4 separate regions of the Homo sapiens genome follow, and regions 2, 3 and 4 are each linked to region 1. A link is a contact called in ENCODE Hi-C or POLR2A ChIA-PET data. All regions are on one chromosome and are shown on one strand. Each heading gives the region's core, a stretch centred on a gene start or an enhancer-like site at or near the end of the contact. The rest is flanking DNA. Distances are from core to core; before and after follow the strand shown.

Region 1 (3,015 bases), core at 298-2,797:
ATCTGCCCGCCTTGGCCTCCCAAAGTGCTGGAAATACAGGCATGAACCATCGCGCCCGGCATTTATTATTTTTGAGATGGAGTCTTGCCCTGTCGCCCAGGCTGGAGTGCAATGGCGTGATCTCGGCTCACTGCAACCTCCATCTCCCAGGTTCAAGCAATTCTCCTGCCTCCACCTCCCGAGTAGCTGGGATTACAGGCGTGTGCCACCACGCCCGGCTAACTTTTTGTATCTTTAGTAGAGATGGGGTTTCAGCATCTTGGCCAGGCTGGTCTTGAACTCCTGACCTCGTGATCCACCTACCTCGGCCTTCCAAAGTGCTGGAATTATAGGCGTGAGCCACCAAGCCCGGCCTCCTCTTTATTTTTTATTTTGATTTATTTATTTTTGAGATGGGGGGGGTGTCTCGCTATGTTGACCAGGCTGGTCTCGAACTCCTGGCCTCAAGCAGTTCTCCCTTCTTGGCCTCCCAAAGTGCTGGGATTACAGACATTAGCCACGGCGCCTGGCCTTTTTCTTCTTCTTCTTCTTTGTTGAGACAGGGTCTCAATCTGTTGCCCAGGCTGGTCTCCAACTCCTGGGCTCAGGTGATCCTTCCGCCTCGGCCTCCCAAAGTGCTGGGATTACAGGCGTGAGCCATTAAGTGTTCCCCTTAATGACACAGCAGATGAGAGTTTTACTGAGTATCTCCTTGTGCCAGGCACCCTGTTGTTGCTGGGGAAGCGGAAGGGAGAGACAATCGTTAATCGGCTAAATTTCTGCCTTCTGAGAGCTCAGAATCAAGAAATAAATAATAGGGCAGTAAAAGGGGCTGGGATTACATACAAAAAGAAAATTAATGCCTGAACTTTTTACAATCTGCTCGATAAGCTTTAATTCTATTAACCTATTTGAGCTTCCCAACAACAGGCAAGCTCCCACAGCAGCTAGGAGGATCACTTTGTCGTCATACAAATAGAAACAGGCTCAGAGAGGAAGTCATTTGTTCTAGTTCTCACTAGGACAAATCTACTGGCTACTAAAAAAGTGTGAAGGCTGGGGACAGTTTGAGTCGTCCTGCTTGCACCTTAAGCGCCTACAAGAGTGCCCGGCTATAACAACCACAATACCAATAATAAAATTTAAAAACAGATGTTCAGTAAGGACTTGCGGCATTAGGACCCCAGGAGGGAAGTGACGTTCGAGGAGGCGGAGAAAGCCGCGAAGACGGCCTTCCCCACATCTTCCAGCACCTGCGCGCCTGAATCCGTCCCACCCAGGCCCAGACGCAGGCTTCTTCTCGGGTCTTGGTCCTGCATCCTCTCTCTCCCAGAGCCTCCGTTAGGGGGTGGGAAAGGACTTTGCCATAGGTCGCTGAGGCCACCATCTGCTCTCTTACTGGCCAAGGGCGTAAAAAGATAGTCTTCCCATTAGCTAGAGAGCAAACCCCAGAAAGCCTATTGGCTGCGCCGTCCGCGGGCCTTGGTCCGCTTTGAAGGCGGGCTGCGGCTGCGAGAGGAGGGCGGGCGGGAGGCTAGCTGTTGTCGTGGTTGCTCGGAGGCACGTGTGCAGTCCCGGAAGCGGCGAGGGGAAACTGCTCCGCGCGCGCCGCGGGAGGAGGAACCGCCCGGTCCTTTAGGGTCCGGGCCCGGCCGGGCCATGGATTCAATGCCTGAGCCCGCGTCCCGCTGTCTTCTGCTTCTTCCCTTGCTGCTGCTGCTGCTGCTGCTGCTGCCGGCCCCGGAGCTGGGCCCGAGCCAGGCCGGAGCTGAGGAGAACGACTGGGTTCGCCTGCCCAGCAAATGCGAAGGTGAGGAGGCGGGGCCCGTGGGGCGTATCCTGCCGGAGGGGCTGGCTCCAGCGGTGGTGCTTGCGGAGCAGCGTCGGGGGTTGCAAGGTTCCGAGCTCTGCAGGGTGTCTTCCTTCCTTGAACAGGCTTGCGCCGGGACGCTGCGGCGGACGAGAGATCTGGTCCCGGTACCCCTGGAGTTCACACATTGGTAGAAACAAGCAATGATAATTCAGAGTAGTAGATGCCATGATAGGGGAGGTACAGAGCTTCCTTTTGGGGGCCGGACGAGGAGCATCTGGTCTAGCCTGGAGTGGGGGAGGGGGTGGGCGAAGGCTGTGTGCAGAGGGGAGTCAAAGAGGGCTTCATACAGGAAGCACGAAGAGGCATTAGGAGTTAGCCGGATGAAGAGAAGTGGAAAGAGAGGGGCCCACTCAGGAAACTACAGAGGCAGAGGCCTGCCGGCTGAGAAGCTAAGAACGAGTTTGAGGAACTGAAAAGCTCCAGATGACTCATCTTGGGGGAAAAAAACCTAAGACTTTCCCCTTTTGCCCTCACTGCAACCCAATCTGTGTAGTTGTCTGTTGCACCCACTAACAACTCCTCGAAGGCAGGAATTTTTGTCTTAGATACGTATTCACACAGTGTCTGGTAGGCACTCAATAAATGTTTTGAGAATACAGATGATTAAATGGGAGACTGTGGGTGTGTGTGAGGAGGAGGATCTGGATCTGAGGAGCCCTTTGGGGGAACAATAGAGCCTATGGGGAACTTGAAAGAAGATTTTAGGACTTTGGAGAAAAGGTGAGTCCCAAAGACATAGGCGTTGAGGAACTACAGAGAGAGAGAGAGAGGGAGCTACCAGCGAGCCAGGACTATAAAGGACCTATTTCTTTTTCCTCAACTCCGTCCCTTAGTTTTCTCCTCAGACCTTACAGTCATGCCTGCCTTCCTAGCCCCGTAACCCCAGGGCCCCCAGAAAGTTGGCTGTGAATCTCTCATCTGAATTGAAAGCCTACATCAGGCCAGATGTTCCCTAAACACTGGAAAGTGGGTTTGGGGTAAGTTTCGGACACATAATCCTTCCATTAGAGAGATTAAAAGGATGCTTTAGAGATAAGCCGACTTCACTGGTAGGGCACCCAGTATGAGTTCAAGCCTGTGCCTTCCCCCGTACATTCTTTTCTTTTTTTCCTTTTTTTTTTTTATGAGACTGTCTGGCTCTGTTGCCCAGGCTGGAGTGCAGT
Region 2 (3,015 bases), core at 341-2,840, 880 kb before region 1:
GGGGCCGGGGCAGCACGGGTTCCCGGACCGCTGCCTCCCGGCGTTGGCAACTCCTCCACGTGCTATCCAGGAAGTAAACAACATCATGAGGAGCGACTTCTTTTTCTTTTTCTTTTTTTTGAGATGGAGTCTCCCTCTGTCGCCCAGGCTGGAGTGCAGTGGCGCGATCTCGGCTCACTGCAACCTCCGCCTCCCGGATTCAAGCTATTCTCCTGCCTCAGCCTCCCGAGTAGCTAGGACTACAGGCGCACGCCGCCACGCCCGGCTAATTTTGTGTATTTTTAGTAGACACGGGGTTTCACCATGTTGGTCAGGCTGGTCTCGAACTCCTGACCTGAGGTGATCCACCCGCCTCGGCCTCTCAAAGTGCTGGGATTACAGGCGAGAGCCACCGCGCCCGGCCGATTTCTTGACTCTTACTACACGTCAGGCACTGTGACAGACTCTTTCTGTGTATCATCTCATCTTTCCCCCAGCTTTACAGAAGAGGAAACTGAGACACACTGAGGATTAAGGTCAAGTGCCCGAAGTACCATAGCTGGCTAGTGTTAGGATCCAAGCCCAGAATCTGCGTCCTGCCAGGCACCTGCAAATGGGGACGAACACGGCGCAGCTAGAGGGGCTGACAGGCTAGGGAGAAAACCACTGGTAGCCGCGGGCACCCCACGCCCTGGGAGTGAGGCGGCAAGGGACAAGTCTCCCGCCCCCTAGACTTGCCTCGCAAATACTTGCGGGTCGAGGGCGCGAAGGCAGCAGGATGCAGCGATAGACTTGGACTAGGTGGTCCAGGCTCTACTTCCAAGTGGGCCATTGACAGGCGGGGCGGCCCTCAGCACAAAATCACCAGGCTGGATGCTCCAGGGTTTCCCAACATTACTCGCTCAGAAGAATCATCTGGGGAGCTCCTTAATGAGAAAGATTCCCAAGCCCCTCTTCCAGAGAGTGAAGTCACTGGGATTGGGCTGGGCCCAGCCAGGTGTTACTAATAATAAGACAAGTTTGGAAAACCCTGCGAGTGTAGATGATCTCCTGGTATGCTCTTTATAAGAACCGATTTTCATATTAAAATAGGTTTCTTTTAACTCAGTGAAACCGGGCGCGTTTTCCTGGCCCACAACCAAGCCACTGAAGGCCCCAGAACACTTCACTCTCAAAAGGTCACGTGAGGCTGGCGCGGTAGCTCACGCCTGTAATCCCAGCACCTTGTGAGGCCGAGGCCGCGGACTGCTTGAGCTTAGGTGTTCGAGACCAGCCTGGCCAACATGGCGAAACTCGGTCTCTACTAAAAATACAAAAACTAGCGGGGCGTGGTGGTGCCCGCCTGTAATCCCAGCTACTCCGGAGGCTGAGGCGGGAGGATCGCTTGAGCCTGGGAGGTGGAGGTTGCAGTGAACCGAGATCGCGCCATTGCACTCTAGCCTGTGAAACGGAGCAAGACTCTGTATCCAAAAAAAAAAAAAAAAAGTCACGTGAGCCGGGGTCACCGGAGGCGTCCCCCAACCGACTGGGCTTCGGAAAACCAAGGGGCGCACGCCGCCCCGCCCCGCCCCGCCCCGCGACTACAAGTCCCATCGCGCCCCGCGCTCGCGCACACTACGCCAGAACAAGATGGCCGACGCGGCGGCCACAGCTGGGGCCGGTGGCTCCGGAACGGTAAGGGCAGGAAGCGCGGGCTCGGAGCCGAGAGAGTTTGGGTATCCTGCAACTTTCCCCTCGACTGAGCAACAAGATAATGCCCAGAAATTCAGCCCCATCATGAGCTCCGACTGGCGGAGGGTGTTTTCAGGCCGTAGGCGCCCCCTCCTTGGGACTTGGCTGCGGCCTCCGGAGTTGGCGGACCTGTGTCTTGATTGGCTCGTTCGCTGTTGGGGGTTGGGAGCCCGGAACACCCCCGATTGGTCTGAAGATGCCGTTTTCGCCTTCTTATTGGCCGGCCAAAGTTGAAAGGCATTCCCGTTTCAAAATATTTAGCTTTCTTACTTTTTTGTGCTTTTATCTTTTGCCCTCCTCTCCTCGCGGTCACCTCTTGTTACTGTTTTCATTTTCCCTTTCAATGAAATGGTGTGAAGATGGGAGGCACAAGAGAGGGATCCTGTTTTTTCTGCGGGACACGTCTTAATCCCATCATGCGTGTTTCTTCAGCTATGTATTCTAATAATCTGCTAAAGTAGAAAGTAAAAGACCTGCTATTTTATCTCATTGGGACTGTACGTTTTAGGTAAGCGGAGAAGTGGTCTCTGTATTTAAAGCACCTTGGGTGCTCAATTTTTACTCAGTTGGCCAAGATCTGTAAATCTAAACATTAAGCACTGATTTTTAAAATAAAATTATTTAGTAAAATAACTTTGCTTGCCGTTGACCACGTATGAACTATGTGATTGCATCCTTCTCCTGTGGATGAAAATCTCTCTGCTGATTCACAGAGATCGGGAAGTAAACAGTCCACTAACCCTGCCGATAACTATCATCTGGCCCGGAGGAGAACCCTGCAGGTGGTTGTGAGCTCCTTGCTGACAGAGGCAGGGTTTGAGAGTGCCGAGAAAGCATCCGTGGAAACGCTGACAGAGATGCTGCAGAGCTGTGAGTACATGGAAACACTTGGCCTTGGAGTCAACCCCAACATCAGTTCTGTGCCCTGCTTTGTGATAGTGTTTGAGAGGATTTAAGAAACAAACTTTTTTCTTAAGAGGGGAGAAAAAAAATTTTTTTTAATGTAAAAAGTTGAGAAAAGAAAACAGCACAATGGGCCGAGCGTGGTGGCTCACGCCTGTAATCCCAGTACTTTAGGAGGCTGAGGCGGGTGGATCACCTGAAGTCAGGAGTTCAAGACCAGCCTGGCCAACGTGGCGAAACCCCGTCTCTACTAAAAAACACACAAAAAAATTAGCTGGGCGTGGTGGCAGGTGTCTATAATCCCAGCCACTCGGGAGACTGAGGCAGGAGAATCGCTTGAATCTGGGAGGCAGAGGTTACAGTGAACTGAGATCGCACCACTGCACTCCAGCCTGTGAGGCT
Region 3 (3,015 bases), core at 210-2,709, 720 kb after region 1:
CCCAGGTTCAAGCCATTCTCCTGCCCCAGCCTCCCGAGTAGCTGGGATTACAGCTGTGGGCCACCAAGCCCGGCTGTTTTGTATTTTTAGTAGAGACAGGGTTTCACCATGTTGGTCAGGCTGATCTCATAACAATGCCTTCCTAAACAATGCCTAAGCCTGGGCGTGGTGGTTCACACCTGTAATCCCAGCACTTTGGGAGGCTCAGGTGAGTGGATCACTTGAGCTCGGAGTTCAACACCAGCCTGGCCAACATGGCAAAACCCCGTCTCTACTAAAAATACAAAAAATATTGGGTGTGGTGGCACACACCTGTAGTCCCAGCTACCTGGGGGGCTGAGGTGGGAAGATCACTTGAGCCCAGGAGGTTGAGGCTGCAGTGAGCTGAGATCACACACCACTACACTCCAGCCTGGGTGACAAAGTGAGACCCTGTCTCAACCCCCGAAAACCAACAATGCCCAGACAATCAAAAAAGTAATTATCTGGGTTATTTACACACTTATTTATCAGCTGGGGCCCAGGTCATTCTGATTTCCTGAGTGCTCTTCAAAGGAATCCAGAAATGAAAATATCAACTAGCAACATTAACGATAAAGCCCATCTCCTGTGGCAACAAGCTTGCTGAGGAACCTGTTTGTTTGTCCTTGGCTGGGGACTCAAGAAGTGAATGTGGAGAAGTGATCTAGCCCAGGGAGTGAAGCTCCAGTTGCAGTGAGGTTCTGGCCTTTCATCTCTTGCTACCATTTGGATCTAAAAACAACAGTTGGTGGTAGTTGGTAGTTGATGAGAAAGGTGGTAGTTGATGAGAAAGTGTAGTCTATAAAAGTCCCCCTTTTTGTATCTCTCTCCTCACCCTCCTTTCCCAAGGTGTTACCCTATACCTTGCCCCCATTGCCTAGATTTTCATTTGTCACTTAGAATATTTCTATGGAAAGGGTAGATAAAGAAGACAGCTGGTGAAGATGGAAGAGAATGGATGGACCTCATTCTGTAAGACCTGGCTTGGGGTGGGGTGCGGGTGGAGGTAGTCGGGTTGACAGAATCTTAATTAGAGCCAGGAGGAATCTCAAATTCTTCACAGATCATTCTGAGGTCAAGAAGTGACATGACTGGGGTGAAATAGTACAGTTAGTGTCAGTGTTGGGGTTTTGTATTGTTTTCTTTCCAGACCCCAGGTCCATATACAGTAAAGACTCTAAATGTCGACTATGTGAAAGGGCTCAGGGAAGGCCAAATATCTATGGAAAAAGGCTGGGTTTGGACTTACAACCCCAACTGTAGCCTAACTGTAGGGGAAGCCATACTGTGGCCGTGGCAACTGAAGACATCCCGTCCCAAACTCTGGAAAGGATGAGGGAGGGGGCTGATGCCTAGGCCTCCGTGGGGAGGAGGTCTGGGCGGTAGGCGGTGGGGTGGGTGGAACCTAGCGTCCAGCTAGGCGGAAGGGCGGAGCTTCAGGTCTCCATGGAGGCGGCTTCTCCTAGCAACTCGACGGGCGTTGAGCGGAGCCGCTGACCTGATGGACGCCGACAGCCTCCTGCTGTCTCTGGAGCTGGCGTCCGGCAGTGGGCAGGGCCTCAGCCCGGACCGTCGGGCCTCGCTGCTCACGTCTCTTATGCTGGTTAAGCGCGACTACCGCTATGATCGGGTTCTCTTCTGGGGCCGCATCCTTGGCCTCGTCGCCGATTACTACATCGCGCAGGGCCTGAGTGAGGACCAGCTCGCACCGCGCAAGACGCTCTATAGGTGAGGAGGCCCCCGGGACGGGCTCCCCAGAGGGTGGCTACCTGGAGGCAGGGCGGGGTGGGCGGGTCGCAGCAATTGAAAGGGGCGGGGCCCATGGGGCCAAGGGAGGTGTGGGCGGGATCTGAGATGAGTGGAATGGGGGAGACCCTGGGGGGCGGGCCTGGGGACGGTCAAGAGGTGGTTGAGGGAAAGGGCGGGGATGGGGATGTCTCGGAATCTGAGGCTAGGGCGGAGCCTGAGAGGGCGGGGCAATGGACGGGCGATGTCCCCCGGAGGGCGGGGCCTTGCGAGAGCTTGTTCTCCGCCTGAGGAGGCCAAGAGAAACTTACATGCGGATGGGTTTATAAGAGAGACAGGGCCAAGAACGCAGGTGAAGCAGTGGGAAGGTTTCTGGAAAATGCGGACCTGGAGAAGAAGCCAGGTTCCAGCCAAGTGCTGGGCCTGGCTCAGTTTGGAGAAGGCTCAGTTTGGAGAAGAGTCAGACGCCAGAGGGAGAGGGTGGTGCTCTTTGATAGAGGTATCTGCTCTGGAGCTGGAGGCGCTTTTGGAAATAGAGAACGAATGCGGAATGGGGAGAGAGCTGGGGAAAATTCCCTGGTCACTACCATACAGGACCATCCAGCTATTTATTTATTTATTTTTGTTTTGAGGCAGAGTCTTGCTCTGTCACCCAGGCTGGAGTGCAGTGTCGCTATCTTGGTTCACTGCAACCTCCGCCTCCCGGATTCAAGCGATTTTCCTGCCTCAGCCTCCCAAATAGCTGGGATTACAGGCACGTGCCACCACACCTGGCTATTTATTTATTATTATTATTATTATTATTTTAGACGGAGTCTCGCTCTGTCGCCCAGGCTGGAGTGCAGTGGCTCGATCTCGGCTCACTGCAAGCTCCGCCTCCTGGGTTCACGCCATTCTCCTCCCTCAGCCTCCCGAGTGGCTGGGACTACAGGCGCCCGCCACCATGCCCGGTTAATTTTTTTTTGTATTTTTAGTAGAGACGGGGTTTCACCGTGTTAGCTAGGATGGTCTCGATCTCCTGACCTCGTGATCCGTCCGCCTCAGCCTCCCAAAGTGCTGGGATCACCCACCGCGCTTGGCAATTATTTATTTATTTATTATTTTTGTAATTTTAATAGAGACAGGGTTTCACTATGCTGGTTAGGCTGGTCTCGAACTCCTGGCCTCAAGTAATCCACCCGCCTCGGCCTCCCAAAGTGCTGGGATTACAGGCGTGAGCCACCATGCCCGGCCAGCCTCTTTTTGACT
Region 4 (3,015 bases), core at 219-2,718, 650 kb after region 1:
GGTGGAAAAAGTAAATGCGGTAAAATCTTTGATTGCTGAATTTAGGTGACAGGAACATGCAGAATCACTGTCGTATTCTCTCCACTTTTGTGTCTATTTTAAATATTAATAATAAAAACCAAACTAATGGAACCCAATTGTTTCTGATTCCAAACCCTGTGGCAGACATCTACATATTGTAACATTTCCTCCAAGTGGTGGTCACTCTCTTTTTTGAAGTTAACATCACTTTAAAAATGTACAGCACAAGTATTTTCTCCTAAATGGCCATTTCTCACAGCCCACACACGTTGTTTTATGGGCAAGTAAGCTTGAATTGTATTAACACCCCCAAACTGCAACATAAGTCAGTCCCAAGAGCAGAGCATTCGGGTCTCACGCAAACTACTTTCAGGAAACCAAAGTGCCCTTGTTAAAATGCAAAGTAAGTGGTAGAAGTTATCTTTGCGCAAAATAGCCTAAAAATATTACACTCAAAAACATGGGAGAAGTAGGGGTGCGAGAATTTCCCCGGAAAATGTCCAAGACACAAACGAAAGTTAGCGAGATGTTAAAGCATATAAGCATAAGGGTACCAGAGGGGCTGGAGCTCGGTCAGGGCCAGGGGAGTGGGCCAGCAGGAAAACGTTTAGTGCAGGAGAGACCATAAAGAACGAAGCTGGTGTTGGGGGCGGGATCTACACGTGCGCCTCGGGAAGGCGAGGGGATGTCGGGCTTGGGGAATGAAAATGGGCGAGGGTCATGTTGCGGACAAGAGTGCACAGAAGCGAGGAAAGGGGGAGGAGAGGGCTGTGGGAAGCTGCGGCGAGATGAGAAGCAGCATAGGGACCGGAGTGTCCCAGGCAAAGGACAGGAGCGGCGAGTAGAGAAGGCGGCGATTTGGGAGAGGCGCGGAGGGCCGCGAGGGGAAGGTCCCGGGGAGTTGGGAAAGGAGGTCCAGGGGCCGCGTGGGCGGGAGACTACCCCAGTTACAGGCGGCGCCGGAGCTGCTGGGGCTGGGAGAGGGTGTCGGGACCGGCCCAGGACGCCAGGACCCCAGCTACCTTGAGGGCTTCCAGCCGGTAGCGCTGGGTGGAGTTGGGGTCCATCATGACCGTCACCGCTTTCACCAGCTGCTCGCACAGCGCGTTTACTTGATCCATCGCCATGCCTAGCGCCACGCGCCGAGAGCGCACACCACTGCAGTCCCGGGACCACGAGGCACGACAGCTCCCTCGGCGAGACCACCCGTTGGTACCGGGCCGCGGCGGGCGGCGGGGGTGGGAAGCTGGAGGAGGAGCGTTAGCAGCAACTCGCGCTGGGAAGAAGCCGGCGCTGCGCACGCGCCCGGCCCGCCACTGCGCACGCGCCCGCGGAAGTGGCGGCTCCCGTGTGCAGGTTGAGCCTAGGTGGGCGGGGCGGGAGGCGGAAGGGCCGCGGTGCGCAGCCGCGTCAACGGCCCTTCGCAGCGGGCGCGCTGTCAGACCTCAGTCTGGCGGCTGCATTGCTGGGCGCGCCGCTCTCGTCTGATCCCTGCTGGGGACGGTTGCCCGGGCAGGATCCTTTACGATCCCTTCTCGGTTTCTCCGTCGTCACAGGGAATAAATCTCGCTCGAAACTCACTGGACCGCTCCTAGAAAGGCGAAAAGATATTCAGGAGCCCTTCCATTTTCCTTCCAGTAGGCACCGAACCCAGCATTTTCGGCAACCGCTGCTGGCAGTTTTGCCAGGTGTTTGTTACCTTGGTAAGAAAATTTAGAACCGTTCGCTGTCACTGTGTTCAGACTTTCTATGTTGCCTTGGCTATTGGTTTTATAATGTAGCAGTGACTGGGCCAAGGTTGCGTGAAATATAAATCATGCTAACAGGGATAAGGCCCTGGTACTGTCTTCTAAGATTTTTCTTGTAGAAAAAAGTATGTTTTTCCCTGTAGTTGTTAAACCTCTCTCTTGGAATTACTTTCCTGGATGTATTATTACCTGGTGGGCACTAAACTTGTTTTGTGCGGATTGGGGTAACTCGAGATGTTTAAAGGGAATAATTGCAATCAGTGAAGGTTTGTGCAGTTTTGATAATTGGCCAAGTGCTATGTATAAGGTTTCAAAGTAGTGTAATCCTTATCCAAAAGCATGGCTTGGGCAGAAAGTCTTCTTCATTTTCCATCTTTATAAAGCTCTTGGCCGGGCGCGGTGGCTCACGCCTGTAATCCCAGCACTTTGGGAGGCGGAGGCGGGCGGATCACCTGAGGTCAGGAGTTCGAGACCAGCCTCACCAACATGGTGAAACCCCGTTTCTACTAAACATACAAAAATTATGTTTGCATTTTTAGTATTTTTATACAGGCGTGGCGGTGCGCGCCTGTAATCCCAGCTACTCGGGAGGCTGAGGTGGGAGAATCGCTTGAACCCGGGAGGCGGAGGTTCAGTGAGCCGAGATCGCGCCTTTGCACTCCAGCCTGGGCGACAGAGCGAAACTCCGTCTCAAAAATAAATAAATAAAGCTCTTGCTTTCTCCAGTAAATACATAAACGGAAAACCTCAACAGCTTTATTATCTGTTAAAGTCTGCATGTCTGTTTTTGTGATTGTGTGCTTAGTAAATTGTGTGCTGAACATAAATCACTGCTTCCTATTCTTGCTCCACTTCTGGTATTTGGATCTAATATGGTGCTTAGCCTGTGTTTTTTTGTGTTACAATACTATTTGTTGGCTCAGTCTGTTCCAGTACTACTGAAAAGCCACTTCAAAGTAGAGGGACTTCTGGCATGTTATAGTTTTAACTTGTAAATGTTTAAAGTATCACATTCTGCCTGTTTTAGGCGTGGTCGATTGGAATTTATAAGGAATTAATGCTTTGACTGCTCTGATTTTAATTATTTTTCTTTCCACTCACCTTCCTGCTTTGCAGTTGTAAGACGTTTTTTTTTTCAAGGTGAATGTTAGTTTTTGAAAAACTTTTTTTAGAATACAGTTGGGTGCTCACTCAACTGTATAACCTGTGTTTCTCGTATTTAAATCATGGATTGCTGGTGTTTCGA

Evidence for each region. A loop is a pair of places that touch in the nucleus more often than their neighbours do. ChIA-PET counts read pairs that join two places held with the same protein, here RNA polymerase II (POLR2A). Pooled maps may share reads with other maps.
Region 2: a map of naive thymus-derived CD4-positive, alpha-beta T cell shows a loop between it and region 1 (28-fold over the local background). The contact joins the promoter of TAF8 here to the promoter of CNPY3-GNMT in region 1. A Hi-C loop is called at or near these places in 2 of 168 maps with a recorded cell type or tissue (CD8-positive, alpha-beta T cell and naive thymus-derived CD4-positive, alpha-beta T cell), 2 of 37 single-sample maps with no recorded cell type and 10 of 50 pooled maps. POLR2A ChIA-PET finds 5 or more read pairs at or near these places in 5 of 52 experiments (A673, CD4-positive, alpha-beta memory T cell, H1 and 2 more).
Region 3: a pooled map shows a loop between it and region 1 (4-fold over the local background). The contact joins the promoter of RSPH9 here to the promoter of CNPY3-GNMT in region 1. A Hi-C loop is called at or near these places in 1 of 50 pooled maps. POLR2A ChIA-PET finds 5 or more read pairs at or near these places in 3 of 52 experiments (GM12878, HEK293 and activated CD4-positive, alpha-beta memory T cell).
Region 4: a loop to region 1 is called in a map of naive thymus-derived CD4-positive, alpha-beta T cell, with 14 times the contacts of the local background. The contact joins the promoter of POLH here to the promoter of CNPY3-GNMT in region 1. A Hi-C loop is called at or near these places in 1 of 168 maps with a recorded cell type or tissue (naive thymus-derived CD4-positive, alpha-beta T cell) and 11 of 50 pooled maps. POLR2A ChIA-PET finds 5 or more read pairs at or near these places in 3 of 52 experiments (GM12878, PC-9 and activated T-cell).

The regions. Positions count from the first base shown.
Region 1 is chr6:42,927,933-42,930,947 of GRCh38, forward strand. CNPY3-GNMT (CNPY3-GNMT readthrough) reads left to right here and starts at 1,548. Exons shown (of 5, transcript NR_134892.2): 1 at 1,548-1,789. CNPY3 (canopy FGF signaling regulator 3) reads left to right here and starts at 1,548. Exons shown (of 6, transcript NM_006586.5): 1 at 1,548-1,789. The coding sequence starts at 1,639. RefSeq lists enhancers at 941-1,442, 1,027-1,076, 1,087-1,136, 1,443-1,944, 1,587-1,846 and 1 more.
Region 2 is chr6:42,048,934-42,051,948 of GRCh38, forward strand. It overlaps TAF8 (TATA-box binding protein associated factor 8), which reads left to right and starts at 1,591. Exons shown (of 9, transcript NM_138572.3): 1 at 1,591-1,653; 2 at 2,424-2,580. The coding sequence starts at 1,609. It also overlaps a transcript of CCND3 not described here. RefSeq lists a silencer at 1-77 and enhancers at 1,214-1,765, 1,547-2,096, 1,766-2,317.
Region 3 is chr6:43,643,577-43,646,591 of GRCh38, forward strand. RSPH9 (radial spoke head component 9) reads left to right here and starts at 1,460. Exons shown (of 5, transcript NM_152732.5): 1 at 1,460-1,749. The coding sequence starts at 1,523. RefSeq lists a silencer at 879-1,067.
Region 4 is chr6:43,574,717-43,577,731 of GRCh38, forward strand. It overlaps POLH (DNA polymerase eta), which reads left to right and starts at 1,469. Exons shown (of 11, transcript NM_006502.3): 1 at 1,469-1,724. It overlaps XPO5 (exportin 5), which reads right to left and starts at 1,322. Exons shown (of 32, transcript NM_020750.3): 1 at 1,044-1,322. The coding sequence starts at 1,148. RefSeq lists a silencer at 1,269-1,468 and an enhancer at 1,489-1,738.